2 separate regions of the Homo sapiens genome follow, and region 2 is linked to region 1. Evidence: chromatin contacts called from ENCODE Hi-C or POLR2A ChIA-PET data. All regions are on one chromosome and are shown on one strand. Each heading gives the region's core, a stretch centred on a gene start or an enhancer-like site at or near the end of the contact. The rest is flanking DNA. Distances are from core to core; before and after follow the strand shown.

Region 1 (6,719 bases), core at 3,148-5,647:
GCAATCCTCCTGCTTTGACCTCCCAAAATTGTGGAATTATAGGCATGAGCTACCCCAACCAGCCCAGGATATTGTTTAGAAAGTATCAAGAAACCTGGTATAAACAATATATCAAAGTTCTGTCTGATTTTCCATAGACACACAGATGGTGCTAATTTTCCATGTTGGTAAAATGCTTTGGCTTTTGCAAAACCCTTTCAGGGCTCTTAGCATCTCAGCAACCCTGTGAGGTAGCCATTAACAATCCCATTTGACAGGCAAGGAAACTGAGGCTTGAAAAGGCCGGGCAGCTCACCCACAGCCACAGGGCTAGCTAGAGCCTCAACTCTTCCTTGCCTTTCTTCTTCTGTAGGAAACATTTATGTCAGTTCCAAGGGGCATTTGAAAACTCCACGAACTCAGAGGTTGATCCACCAACCTCAGCCTCCCAAAGTGCTGAGATTACAGGCGTGAGCCACCACATCTGGCCTCTGTATACATTCCTTCCCCCCATTACCCCCCAGAAACAGGGTCTTGCTCTGTTGCCCAGGCTCTGGATACAGTGGCACAATTATAGCTCACGGCAGCCTCACACTCCTGAGCCACCACACCTGGCTATTTCTTATATTTAGTTATTTGTTATAGTTATTCCACTTGCCTGATCACCCTACTCCTTTTGGGTTTTAGGTTTTTAATTCTTTAGGGAAATCTGGTACTATTTCCTAGTAAAATGCTCCATATATCTTAGGGGATTCTGGCCCAAGATTAGGAAAGAAAATTGGTAGATAGGGGATGGCTGCTGGAGAAAAGTCTTACTGACAGCAGCAAGAAATGACAGTTATTAGTCTGACAGTGAGAGAGTCACTGTGACCTGGGCACTTTTCCTTTTTTGCTGCTTTACATTGTGGTGAGCCTGCTCTCTTCTTCTTGGCTGCCTTCTCCCACTTGGGTTTGGCACAATTTCCCCTTTGGGAAAAACAACGTCCTAGCAGCCATCTACTTATAATTTCTCTCACATGGCCAGGCACTCATTGGAGGCTGCTGTTCTTTGGGAAATGCCCTCTTCAGCAGCCTTGATGAATGTGGGGAGAAAGCCTCAGGAATTGGCTTCCCTTTAAGGAATATGGACTGTCCTTCTCTTTTACTAAATTGGTGCTAATTGCCATTGTGAACATTTGCTTGTTTCATTTTATTATCTTTTTGAGATATATTTCTTTTTAGTCCTAGGCTTATATTTAAACTAATGTGTAATTATTGTTTGGAATTCTTAATAATCCACTCAACCCTGCTCAAGAGGCAAATATTTTAGCACTGGAAAATATTTATATGTGTCTTCATGGTTTCTTATTCTGGATGCAACTATAAAATAATAAACTACAACAAATATCTTCCAAACAGTAATTATACATTTATTCATATCAGATCCCTTTAAGCTATTTCACTAGTTTGGTGGTGTCTAAGCAATATGGTGACATGCATTTCCTATCCAAGTCAACTGGGTTCCCTTTTTGCAGCTGACATCTCTAAGAGCTGAGACTCTTAATCTGCAAAAGTCATTTTGTAATAGCTTTCTTGAAGTACAACTGGCATACAACAAACTACATATATTTGAAGTATGCAATTCAACATGTTTTGACATATTTATACACCAGTGAAACCATCACCACAATCAAGATAACGTATCTATCACCCCAGAAAATTTTCTCAAGCCCATTTGTAATTTCTCACTCCTGCCCTTTTTCACCTTCCCCTCCTCATTTCCCAGGCAATAACTGAACTGCCTACTGTCACCATAAATGAGTTTCCATTTTCTAGAATTTTATATAAATGAAATTAAGCCATATGTCCTATTTTTACTGGCTTCATTCACTCAATGTAATTTTGTGATTCATCCATGTTGTGTTGTATCAATACTTCATTCCTTTTTGTTATTGAGGACTATGTCCACTGTATGAATACAATGCAATTTGTTTACCCATCCATGTCCCTGTTAAGGGACAGTTGGCTTGTTTCCAGTTTTGGGGCCATTATAGATAATGCTGCTGTGAGCATTTGTGTACAAATCTTTGTGTGGACCTACGCTTTCTCGTCTTTTGGGTAAATACCTAGGAGTGGAATAGTTGGATCTTACGGTAGATGTTTATCTAGCATATTAAGAAAGTGCCAAAAAATGAAAAAGAAACAGTAAACTGTTCTTTCAAATGTTTTCCATTCCCACTAGCAGGGTATGAGAGTTCTAGTTTCTTCACATTCTTGCCAAAATTTGGGATGATCAGTCTTTTAAACTTTAGACATTGTAACATATGCATAGTGGTATATTGTGGTTTTAATTTGCATTTCCCTTATGACTAATGATCATAAGGGATCATTAGTCAATGATGCCTTCATCATTGACTGATGACCAAAGCATCATCTTTGGTGAAATGTGGAATTAAATCTTTGCAAAAGTAAAATTTTGCACAGTTTAGTGTCCTGTGTCATTTATTTGCCAAACATCACAATGCTATGACCTGCTACTTCCTGACACACTGACTTAACCCCTCTAAGTGTGCATTCAAAATCCTAGCATCAGTAAAAGCCAGCATTTATGAGGTGCTTATTACATGCCATTGCCTGTGCTTAGCATTTTATGCGTACTAACTCAGTTATTCCTTACAACATCTCACTTTTTGGGTGAGAAAACAGTGACCCAGAGAGATGAAGCAACTTGCCCCAAATCACACAGCTAGTTCAGTGGTAGAGCAGGGGCTCAAAGTTGTGTGGGAAGTGGGAGAGAAGAATATAAAGAAGCATTGGTCTGCAGTTGAGAATTCATCTGCGGTTTTTCCACATCCTTTGTGCAGAAGGTGAATAGATCGTGGAATTGATCTGGAGTCCAGAATTTTGCCAAGTGCAGAGGACCACAGGGTATGATATCGACCAAGTTATTTGAAGTGACTGATTAGGTGATCTTGACTAGCTAGAGAAGGAAGACAGAAGAAAGAAAGAGCAACAATGGAGGAGTCAGAGGGCTCCAGGAGGTTGGAGGGCCATGACAGGCAAGAGAGTGCTGCAAACATGGATGATTTTGGCTAAAGTGAGATGTAGGAACTTGGGAATTCATAGGCGACAGGGCTCCTAGTACTGATGGGGTTCAGGCACAAGGAGGTTGGATACTGGCAATCAGGAAATGAAGGGCAATGTCACTAAATGGCTTGAGTCCCAAAGAGATAGTCATTTATTTTAATTTTTTTCTAGAGAAAAACAGTTTAGATGCATTCAGACTATTTTCTGTTTTTTCATTCACATGTTATTTTTTATGGAATGAAATCTATCAATATCTTCCTTTATGGTTTGGGTGATGTTTCAGGGTGTTCAATCATCCCCATTTGCATGGAACTGTTCAGTTTTAGCACTGAAAGTCCCACATCCTGGGAAATTCCTCAGTCCCGGGCAAATCAGAACAGTTGGTCACCTTAGAAGCCATGGACTCTCATACTTCAAAAATTACCAATAGTCTCGCAACCAGTTCTCTCCTTTCATTCTCATCCCTCCTCTCTTGCTGAATTATTATCCAAAATACAAAAGAACAAACTCACAGACTGGTAGGAACCTACATCTTTAATCCTAACCCCCGTTACCTGCTTTGGATATCCAACACTCTAACCAAATAGGCTTAATTAAATATGATTCCCCAAACACCCCCACCCCAGGTGTCTCAGTCACTCTGTGCTGTTATAAATGACTATATACTGGGTGGCTTAGACAACAGAGATTTATTTCTCACTGTTCTAGAGGCCGGGAAGTCAGATCAGGGCGCCAGCATGGTCGGCTCTGGTAAGGGACCTCTTCCTCGTTTGCAGATGACCATTCTCTCGTTGTGTCCTCACATGGCAGAGAGGATAGAAAGCAAGCTCTCTCCTGTCTTTTCATGAAGACACTAATCCCATTCATGAGGGATTCACCCTCATGGCCTAATTACTTTCCAGAGGCCACACCACCTAATGCCATCACAATGGGGACTGGGCTTCAACAAGTCGATTAGGGGGAAGGGGGGAGCCACAAGCATCCAGTCCATAGTACCAGGCTCTCATATCTCAGGCCTCTGTTCCTGGTCTTCTCCTTCCCTGAATTTTCTCTCCCTTTGCAGCCTGCCTGCCTCCCATTCTTCCTTTCAGACCTTCCTTTGAAGCAACCTTGTCTAGGAAGGCTTTGCAACCTGAACTCTTCCTCCTTAGATATTTATAGCTCTTTGAGCTCCTCTATTAATTATAACAAGGTAGTAAGTGACAGAACATCTGACACCAGATGGCTCAAACAAACGAAAAGCACCCTACCTTTGGAAGGTAGATCCACATTCAGGCATAGTCGGATTACAGGATCAGAGCATAGCCATCCAGATTCTGTATCTCTTCCTCCATCTCTCAACTCTAGGTTACCTCTCTCCTCGGGCAGCCCCTCCCCTCACAGCTGTAAGAGCATCGGCAGCTTCTTGGGCTGCATTTTTTCAGGGTATGGGAAAAGAGGAGGAGTTACTATATCAACATCCCCAGAGGCTGAAAATGCCCCTGACTGGACCACTTTATTCCATCGCTGTGGTCAGGAGGTTGTGCAGGGCCATGAGGCTGCACAGGTGGTTGTTATGCATTGCATGACACCAAGAGGTGCCATTCACATAGTCTGCAACACAGCTACCGGACCGAGCACACCCTTTCACCTCTCTGGGTCTCAGTTTCATGAGTCAGATAAGAGTGACAAATCTGAGGTCTCCTTTAGTCCTACAGATCTACCATTCCACCATTCTGTGACCTCCTCTGTTGAAATAGTATTTTAGTGGTTTGGCTATCTTTCCATGAAGAGTTCTTAAACTCTCTTTTTATCTATGTTCATCCCCCTCCAGAATAACAAGTGGGTGGTAAGCTTTTTTAAAAAGAGGAAGCAGAGAAGCCCAAAGAAATTAAGATGTAAAAATAGTACATTGTGAAAATTCTCAGTTCCGTGTTACCACTGGTCATATCTATTTGGCTGGACAAGTTATAATGTAGTCGCCATTTGCTGAGTGTTTGTTACATGCTTGCTTCTAAATGTTCCTTGTGTGTTACATCTTCTAGTTTCTTCTGGTGACCCCCATGGACTAGATGGTACTGTACCTGTTGTTCCCATTTTATAGACAAAGAAAGTAAGCCCTGGAAAGTTGCTCGGGGTGCATGTTCACCGAATGGTGGCATCTGGATTTGAACATATGTTTGCTGGGCTTCACATTTCTCTCTGACCCAACACACTGTGTCACTCCTTCGTCAGAGTCTCTGCTGGAGTTCATCGAGTCTCAACTGGGGGCTCTAGCCCAAGGGAGTGATGTACTTGCTGGTTCACAGGAACATGAGTGTTTTTAAAAGGAAGATTCAATTTTAATATAATTAATAATTATAAATAATAACAATTTTATATTTGGAAATTTTTATTTTCTGACAAAAGTATAGAAAGTAAAATTCAATAAAATACTCTTGGCTGGTTGCAGTGGCTCATGCCTATAATCCCAGCCCTTTGGGAGGCCAAGATGGGTGGATCACGAGGTCAAGAGAGTGAGATCATCCTGGCCAACATGGTGAAACCCTGACTCTACTAAAAATACAAAAATTAGCTGGGTGTGGTGGCACACGCCTATAGTCCCAGCTACTCGAGAGGCTGAGGCAGGGGAATCGCTTGAACCTGAGAGGCAGAGATTGCAGTGAGCCGAGATCGCACCACTGCACTCCAGCCTGGTGACAGAGCAAGACTCCATCTCAAAAAAAAAAAAAATACTCATGGCAAGTGGGGACACACAGACAAGAGAGATGCTTCTTCATGTATCAGAACCTTGGGTCAGGGATGACCTTTGAGACTTGTATGTCGATCTGAAGAAGAAATTGTTTTTAAAAAGCTGAAAAGCACAGATCGATACAATAATGGGCAGGTCTTATTTTAGTTAGTATCTGTTTCAATTCAGTCTCTACTTTGCTGCCCAGGGCTGTGTGTATGCCACTAACCTTTCCCAGGGAGTGCTGGTCAACCAGGAGAGCAGGCTGGATGTTGTAGGGGAGCCCTGCCTCTCCAGGCAGCAGCAGGTAGGTCAAGACTCAGACAGCCTCTCTTCCAAGCCTGGCTTCCTGGATCTTTGTCCAACCCTAACGTGTGATGGGAGGTACACAATGCAAAAATAACCAAAGAGACCTAACTGGGTTGCTGCTGAAAACAAGGGCTTTTTCATATGAAGATGTCACATTAAGGAAAGAATACCATGCAAGCTGATAGACGACTGTTCCGCAGGAAGGTGGAACCAAGGTGGTCCCTGCTTGTCCATGCATGGGGCACCATCTCTTGGTGTTTCTAGAGTAATGAATAAATGTTCTTGTATTCCAGTGAGTTTCCTAGTGGATAGTTCACTGACCTGTTTATTTGCAGGCCTAGATTCTTCTGTGTAAAAATGGAGACTTCATTTTGCCCTTGGCTTGAACTGGTGCTCAATACCCACAAGTCCTACATGATTCTGTCTACAAACTCGGTGGCGGTTGTTGGTGTAGTCCACCAAGTGTTTTTAGTACTCCACCTGGAACATGGAAAGATTATACTTCCTCCCCCCTTGAAGTTGGGTGTGGCCACATCATTTGCATTGGTGAGCGAAGGTGAATGGAACTGAGGTGTGTCACTGCCAGACAGGAGCTAGTGCAAGATTCATTCATCTTGCTCATTCTGGCAAAGCAACCAGCAACAATGGAGGCAGG
Region 2 (6,719 bases), core at 2,987-5,486, 440 kb after region 1:
TAAAGCTTCCGATAAAAATGGATCGTCTCTTGCTGACCTGAGAACCAGCTGGCTGCCTGAGAAGTGGTTTCCCCCATATATGATTCAGTCTCCTTGACAAATATACTGCATTGTACCGGATGAGTCATCCGAGGGTTAGTCCGCATTTTATAGGCCTGTTGTGTCATTACTCACATTCAACATCCTGCTTCTCAAAAGTGGAAACTGGAAGCCTGACAGCTGACAGATGCGTTTTCCAATTAAAATATTGTTTTAAAAATTCCTGTAAGTTATGATTACCAATCATTGATGAAAGGATGAAATGCCCAGGAAGCAAATGGCACAGTTCAATACCTGAGATTACATTCTGGAGAACCACAAGTGCAAATTCTTCACCTGCCCCCAGCCCCAAACCAAAGAATTTCGTCCAAAGTTGAGAGCAAGGATCCCTCTCTTTAAAGTTATCAGCTGAATTCGTGTAGGCATGGACTTGTTGATTCTTGTGCTGTGAGGTTACCCAGCTGCAGAAGCTATGTAAAAAGTATACATCAAAATTTTGGTCCTGGATTAATTTTATAGGTGGGATAGTGGCATTGTGTTTATAAAATGTCTACTTTTTTAGAGAGGCATGTTGAAGTATGTTAGGGGTAAAATGATATGATATCTGGGGTTTGTTGTGAATATTTTAGCAAAAAATAAATAAGGGACGGGGTAAAGAAATGTGGCAAAATCTTGATAAATGGTTGCATCTGTGTAGTGCGTATATGCAGGCTGACTGTATTTCTCTTTTTTGAAGTATCTTTGAAAATTTTCATAATAAAATGTTTTTAAAAATTAAAAAAAATTTTTTTTTCAGTCCCTGCAATCTAATTTATACCTAAACAAGGCACTTTTCTAGTTAGGTATAGAGCTACCACACATGTGAGTGTGGGAGCTGAACTTGAAGTTGTTTCTGCCTTCCAGCTGGGAGGTATGATACATGTATCCTGCGGCTGTTGTGAGTGTTGCATCAACCTCCTGAACAAACGCCTAGTGCCTTCTCCTCCCAGGGCGATCTGGTGATTGTTTCCTTATGCATTCTCTGAGGACACAAGCCCTGGCTTCATGGCTCAGTGTTAACGTTATGAAGGAGAGGTGACTATACCCAGCTTCCTTACAAGGTTTTGGAAATGCTCCATGAGAGGTTATGTAAGTCACATCCATAGTCTCTTAAACCAGCAGGCCCTTTGGTAATGTGGCACAGGGTTTGCTTGACTCACTTAATGTTCAAATTGGGTGTCTTAAACCATCTGGAGGAGGAAGAGCTTTGATTTAGTGGCTGACAAAAAAAAAATCCAGATATGGAAGCTCCAATGTATGTGAAATAAAACCACTGTTGAAACTGGCTGTCACTTTAAAAACTATCCATATTGATGCGCTGTGAAAACATGACAAGTCACCACAGGAAACAAAATAGAGGGGTCACTAAAGCCCAGAGCTCCTGCATGGCCCCCTTAGTCCTGAAACTTAAAAATGGAAGCATGTTTCAGGCTGAGGTTCACACCTCAGCAAACAGCTGACTCTAATTCTTAAAGGACCCTGTCTAATAGGACTTCAAACTGGCTCCAAATGGTTGGGACAGTCCCATCCAACATCAAATTACAACCTCACTAATCCAGACTGATTAGGATTGTGCATGGGCCTCAACTGAAGACTTCCTTGGCTTTGACAATTCTTTCCTCCTCACGAGGACTGCAGGCTGCAGCCTTATCAAAATGTTTCCTTGAAATTTTATAACTTTTCACACACTTGAAAAGCATAATTTACCTTAATGCAGCAGGTAGAAATGGGGGAAATTAATAAACTTGTAGTCTAATTTGAGTTTCTATAGTATTTTGGAGAAATAAGTTCACAGTTCATTGAAGAATTTTATAATTCAGATTTCAGTAATGAAAAATACAAAAATAATAGCAATAATAATGTGTGCACACATGCACAAACAATGAGAATAAGGCAAAGATAGTAAAATGGTAACAAATGGGGAAATGAGAATAGGGGAGTCCTTCATACTGTTCTTGCAACATTTCTGTAATTATGAACTGTTTCAAAATAAACTTAAACATTCACAAACACACAGGAATGAATATATATAACCCCTATTCCTAAAAAAATTAAAAAAGAGATTATTGGGTGCAGTGGCTCATGCCCGTAATCCCAACACTTTGGGAGGCTGAGGTGGGAGGACTGCTTGAGGCTGGAGACCAGCCTGGGCAACAAAGTGAGACCCTGTCTCTACAAAAAATACAAAAAGTAGCTGGGCATGGTGGTGCATGCCTGTGGTCCCAGCTACACAGAAAGCTGAGGCAGGAGGATAGCCTGAACCTGGGAGGCTGAAGCTGCAGTAAGCTATGTTTGCACCACCGCACTCCAGCCTGGGTGATGGAGCAAAAGACCATGTCTCAAAAAAAAATGATTTTTTAAGTATTTAATAATCACCACAGTTACTGTTGCTGACATGCCCACCCATTTGAAAAATATTGGACCATAAAGAAATTTACCAAAGTGTTAACACTGGGAAATGCCTCTGGGTTTGGGTTTCTCAAAGGATATTCCTTATAAACATTTTTATAAGGGGAGACACATACATACACATACACACACACACACATACACACACACATGCACACATTTTGGGAAAACATCATACTATATCCCTGAGAATATTGTTCAAGTTTTTCTAGGCTTGCATTTTCCAAATTTATTTGACCACAGAATCCCCACCCCCAACCCCCACTACCATCCCAATAAGCCTGAAGAAAGAACTTTGGTGGTGATAGCATATGCGATACTTTTCCCCTGATCTTTTACTTTTACTCTAAGTTTTCTTCAGAACACATTTTACTCATTATAACAACAAAGGCATCAAAACATGGTTCCTACCATCTTTAACAGACATTTCTGTTTGGTCGACTTGCATGCTAATGATACCACTATTTAGAAAACAACTTAATTATGCAATTTCTAGTCTCCCCTGACCACAGAGCAGCTTCAGGTCTAATTCTGGCTTAGAGGTAGGGAAACAGCAGAAGCTGCTCTGTGCCACCAGCAGCTGAGGAGCCTGCACCTGTGTGCAATGGCTTGGCAGCTCATGCCAGTGCTGGGCCTGGGTGAGGCCATTCCAAGGAGTAGTATAGCTTGCTGAAGGCCTGGCTCCACCTCACTATTTTCAGAGCACAGGGTCTTAGAACCTGGAAAGCAGCCTGGACATATATGTCTTCTGCCTCTGAGCTCTCCAGGACTTCATGTATTCATTTCCTAGCACTGATCCTCGGCAGGTAAGAAGCAAAACTAGCTGTAACTATACAGCAAAACTTTAGCTATATATGTATATAACTTAAGTCCAAATACTGGCTTATGTCAGGATCTAAAAGAAAATGCGGATATCAATGATGCAGGTACTGTAGGCTGACTGTATTGTGTAGTGGTATAAAGCATGAGTTTGGAGTGAAATTTACTTGTTCCAAATTCAACCTTGCCTACACTTAATGTTATTTAACTTCTCTAAGCCTCTGCTTCCTTACCTGTAAGATGGGTACAATACTATTAATAATCTTACAGAATTGTTTTGAATGGTATAAATGCGACCATTCGCAACAAGTACTTAGCATAGAGCCTGGCCACATACAGAACACTCATCAATTTATGTGAACAACGACAATGATTATTAGTAAATTTTATGAATTTAGACTCTCTCAGAGGTGGGCAAATTATGGCCAGCCACACATTCGAGTGTTTATATGCTGTCTATGGCTGCTTGAGAGCTACAAAGGCAGGACTGAGCAGCTGTGACAGAAACCATACGGTCCCCAAAGCTGAAAATATTTACCATCTAACTTTCATAGAGAAAATTCGTTGACCCCCAGTGATCAACATTTGGGTGAATAAAGAACCAGATCTTTTTCCTACAGAAATGTTGGTTGTTGGTCCCTTATTCTCCTCAATGTCCCAATTTAGAATCAGATACAAGAGTGTTATTTATAGTGATTTGGTCCACAGGATCTGTAGTTCACACTTTCCTTATAATGCAAAACACATACACAGCTTTCTGTCTTGCGGTAGGAGGGGAAATCTACAGTGCCTGAGGTTGCCTGTTGGTCTTTCCATCTCCCCTCTTTCCTGACCAGCCCATTCAGAAAGGACCTCCCCTATTTCAGAGTCCAGTGATTCCAGCTGAAGTGTATGAGTCCACAGCCATCCTCCCCTCCCCCGAAGTCACATTTGTGCATTATGTAGAAACCACACATGTCCCCAGAGGTTGAAGCAAGAGGTGAAAGATGATCTGGAAGAGGCATGCAGGAAACTAAGCAAACAGAAATGAAGGATGCTTTCAAGGGGGCTGAATAGCCACACACAGGATTAACAAGGCAGTGAGGGCCTTCAGAAATGAGGGCTACAGCCACCCTGTCGCTGCCCGTAAGAGCTCAGTAAGGAAAATGAGGGCCAACCCAGAAAAATGAAGAACGTGCCTCAAAATCAGGTCCCAAGACATATCCCCGCATCCAATCATACTGAATATTTTTTTTGGCAGGAAAACTTGTTTATTTGGGGGAAATGAATCCACAGCATTAATGGATAATGCAGTTGAAGGAACTCCTGGGACTGGTCTCTGGGAGGGGAAATTTGCACAAAAGAAACCATTCTAACTGCCTTCAGTTATGTTCTCTTGAAAAAAGAAGCCTCAGCCAGCTGTTTGAACAGATTAAACTGGGGTGTACTTAGATATACACAGTGTCTTTCTGGTGGTCACTTGCTGCCTTACTGGAAAATATCAACATCTTTGAGAAGTCAATCCAATAGAGAAATGTCTATGTTAAATACTGATGAGAATGATGAAGGCTGGTCAAGGAGGCGGCGGAGGCAGATGATTTCTATTGTTACCTAGTAGAGCCGGGCCTTCAGTACACACAGTGACAAATCTTACTTGAAGCTAAGTCAGTTTTCAGCTATGTTTCTTAAAGTGTAACGGGCTGGCAGAGGGGGTAAAATAAAGCTCTCTCCAAAGCTCAGGGTTAATTTGGGGATGTTCAGCTTGGCCAGAGCCAGAAGACCTGGCTCTCGCAGATGAAATGCATATGGGCTATTATGCCAAGTAGATTGAAAAAAAAAAGTAAGAGGCTCAACCGGGCGCGGTGGCTCACGCCTCTAATCCCAGCACTTTGGGAGGCCGGGGCAGGCAGATCATTTGAGTTCAGGAGTTTGAAATGAGCTTGGCTAACATGGTGAAAGCCCGTCTCTACTAAAAATACAAAAATTATCCGGGTGTGGTGGATGCCTGTAATCCCAGCTACTTGGGAGGCTGAGGCAGGAGAATCGTTTGAGCCCGGGAAGCAGAGGTTGCAGTGAACAGAGATCGCACCACTGCACTCCTGCCTGGAAGACAGAGCGAGACTGTCTCAAAAAAGAAAGAAAGAAAAAAAAAAGGCTCTATAATGTAAGGATCTTTCAGAGCTAGGACTGTGGTTTCAGCCCAGGTTTCTTTAGGGAAAGGCAAAGGGAACTCACATTCTCCCAAAGCCCACTCTGTGTGGGGTGCTCCATAGGGTTCTATTATCACACCCGTAAATTCTGTTCCTGGACTGTGTGGAGGGAAAATCAGGGCTGGATTAGTCGGCAGGCTTTGTCTAGATAGTCTGAGTTTCTCCTGCACAGTATGTTAAACAAATGCAGCAGGCCTGATGAGAGAGGAAGAATCCAAAATACATTAGAAATATGGGAAAGTCACTCTGGGAAAGTATGGGAAGAGCCGGGGGCTTGATTAGCAATGAAAAGGGAATGGTTGCGGCATTCAGGGTGCTGATTATGTGGCTGATGGGAGGCCAGGTGTCTATGAGAGGAGACCAGTTTCCCCTTAAAGCCTGGCAAAAGAGTGTTGAGGACCAACCAGGACAAGGCCTGGCTTCAGACCTGGTTGCAAACAGACCAAGTCTAGATCTAGAAGTGGAATTTGAAGTTCAAGGGATTGGGTTAACTCAAGTCCTGGAAATGAGATAAAGGGAGTTAAGGAGTGACCATTTAATGTATTTAGCAACTGACAGGCTGAACAATGAGGTCTGAGCTTGAAATCAGCTTAAAGTTGAATGACCTATTCCTTAAGGAGCACTTGCACCAAGAGGATCATTAACCGGACTAAGCATGCTAGACCCAAATCTGCCACTCAGGCCAACTCAACCCATTCTGCTGTTTCCCTACCTCTAAGCCAGAATTAGACCTGAAGCTGCTCTGTAAAATTCTAAGAATAGTCTTAAGCAGAGAAATCTATTACTCACCTTGATGCTGGCCACAAAAAACTTATCCAAGACAGCTTCCTAGCTAAGTAAACCTTTCACATGGAAGCTATCTGTTTGTCAGATGCCTATACAGCTGTGGACATGGAAATGTCTTCTAAGAACTTTCAACAATACTTTTTAATCATTCTCCTAGGTAAACAGCCCATAATTAATGGAGTTAGAAATCTTGCAAATTTATTCTATTGAGAGGCAGTAGCTTTGGCCTAGCTTTGCCACTAGTTATACAACCTGAGGTAGAGTCACTTAACTTCTTTGTGCTTCAAATTCCTTGTCTAGAAAATGCAGGGTTTAAACTAGTTTAGTACCTGAAGCTCCAACACAGCGAAATGAGAAAACTGCCTAACAATAAAAGTACCCCATAAAGAAGAGGGGAGTGGAAAGAAAGCTGGGCACTGTTGGTGGATCAAGACCAAT

The links. A loop is a pair of places that touch in the nucleus more often than their neighbours do. ChIA-PET counts read pairs that join two places held with the same protein, here RNA polymerase II (POLR2A). Pooled maps may share reads with other maps.
Region 2: a loop to region 1 is called in a pooled map, with 2.3 times the contacts of the local background. The contact joins the enhancer-like site here to the promoter of LINC02245 in region 1. A Hi-C loop is called at or near these places in 6 of 37 single-sample maps with no recorded cell type and 4 of 50 pooled maps. POLR2A ChIA-PET finds 5 or more read pairs at or near these places in 3 of 52 experiments (OCI-LY7, T-cell and naive thymus-derived CD8-positive, alpha-beta T cell).

What each region holds. Positions count from the first base shown.
Region 1 is chr2:64,928,050-64,934,768 of GRCh38, forward strand. LINC02245 (long intergenic non-protein coding RNA 2245) reads right to left here and starts at 4,398. Exons shown (of 3, transcript NR_036586.1): 1 at 4,296-4,398. RefSeq lists enhancers at 4,773-4,912, 4,953-5,022, 5,063-5,212.
Region 2 is chr2:65,366,658-65,373,376 of GRCh38, forward strand. The region is part of intron 1 of SPRED2 (sprouty related EVH1 domain containing 2); the gene reads right to left. Among named protein-coding and RNA genes, the nearest start is that of SPRED2, 63 kb to the right of the region's middle. Within about 2 kb of position 4,237, at least 5 of the 41 ENCODE cell types and tissues checked have a DNase peak (open chromatin) inside an H3K27ac peak, as active enhancers do; they include OCI-LY7, where a contact is called at or near this core.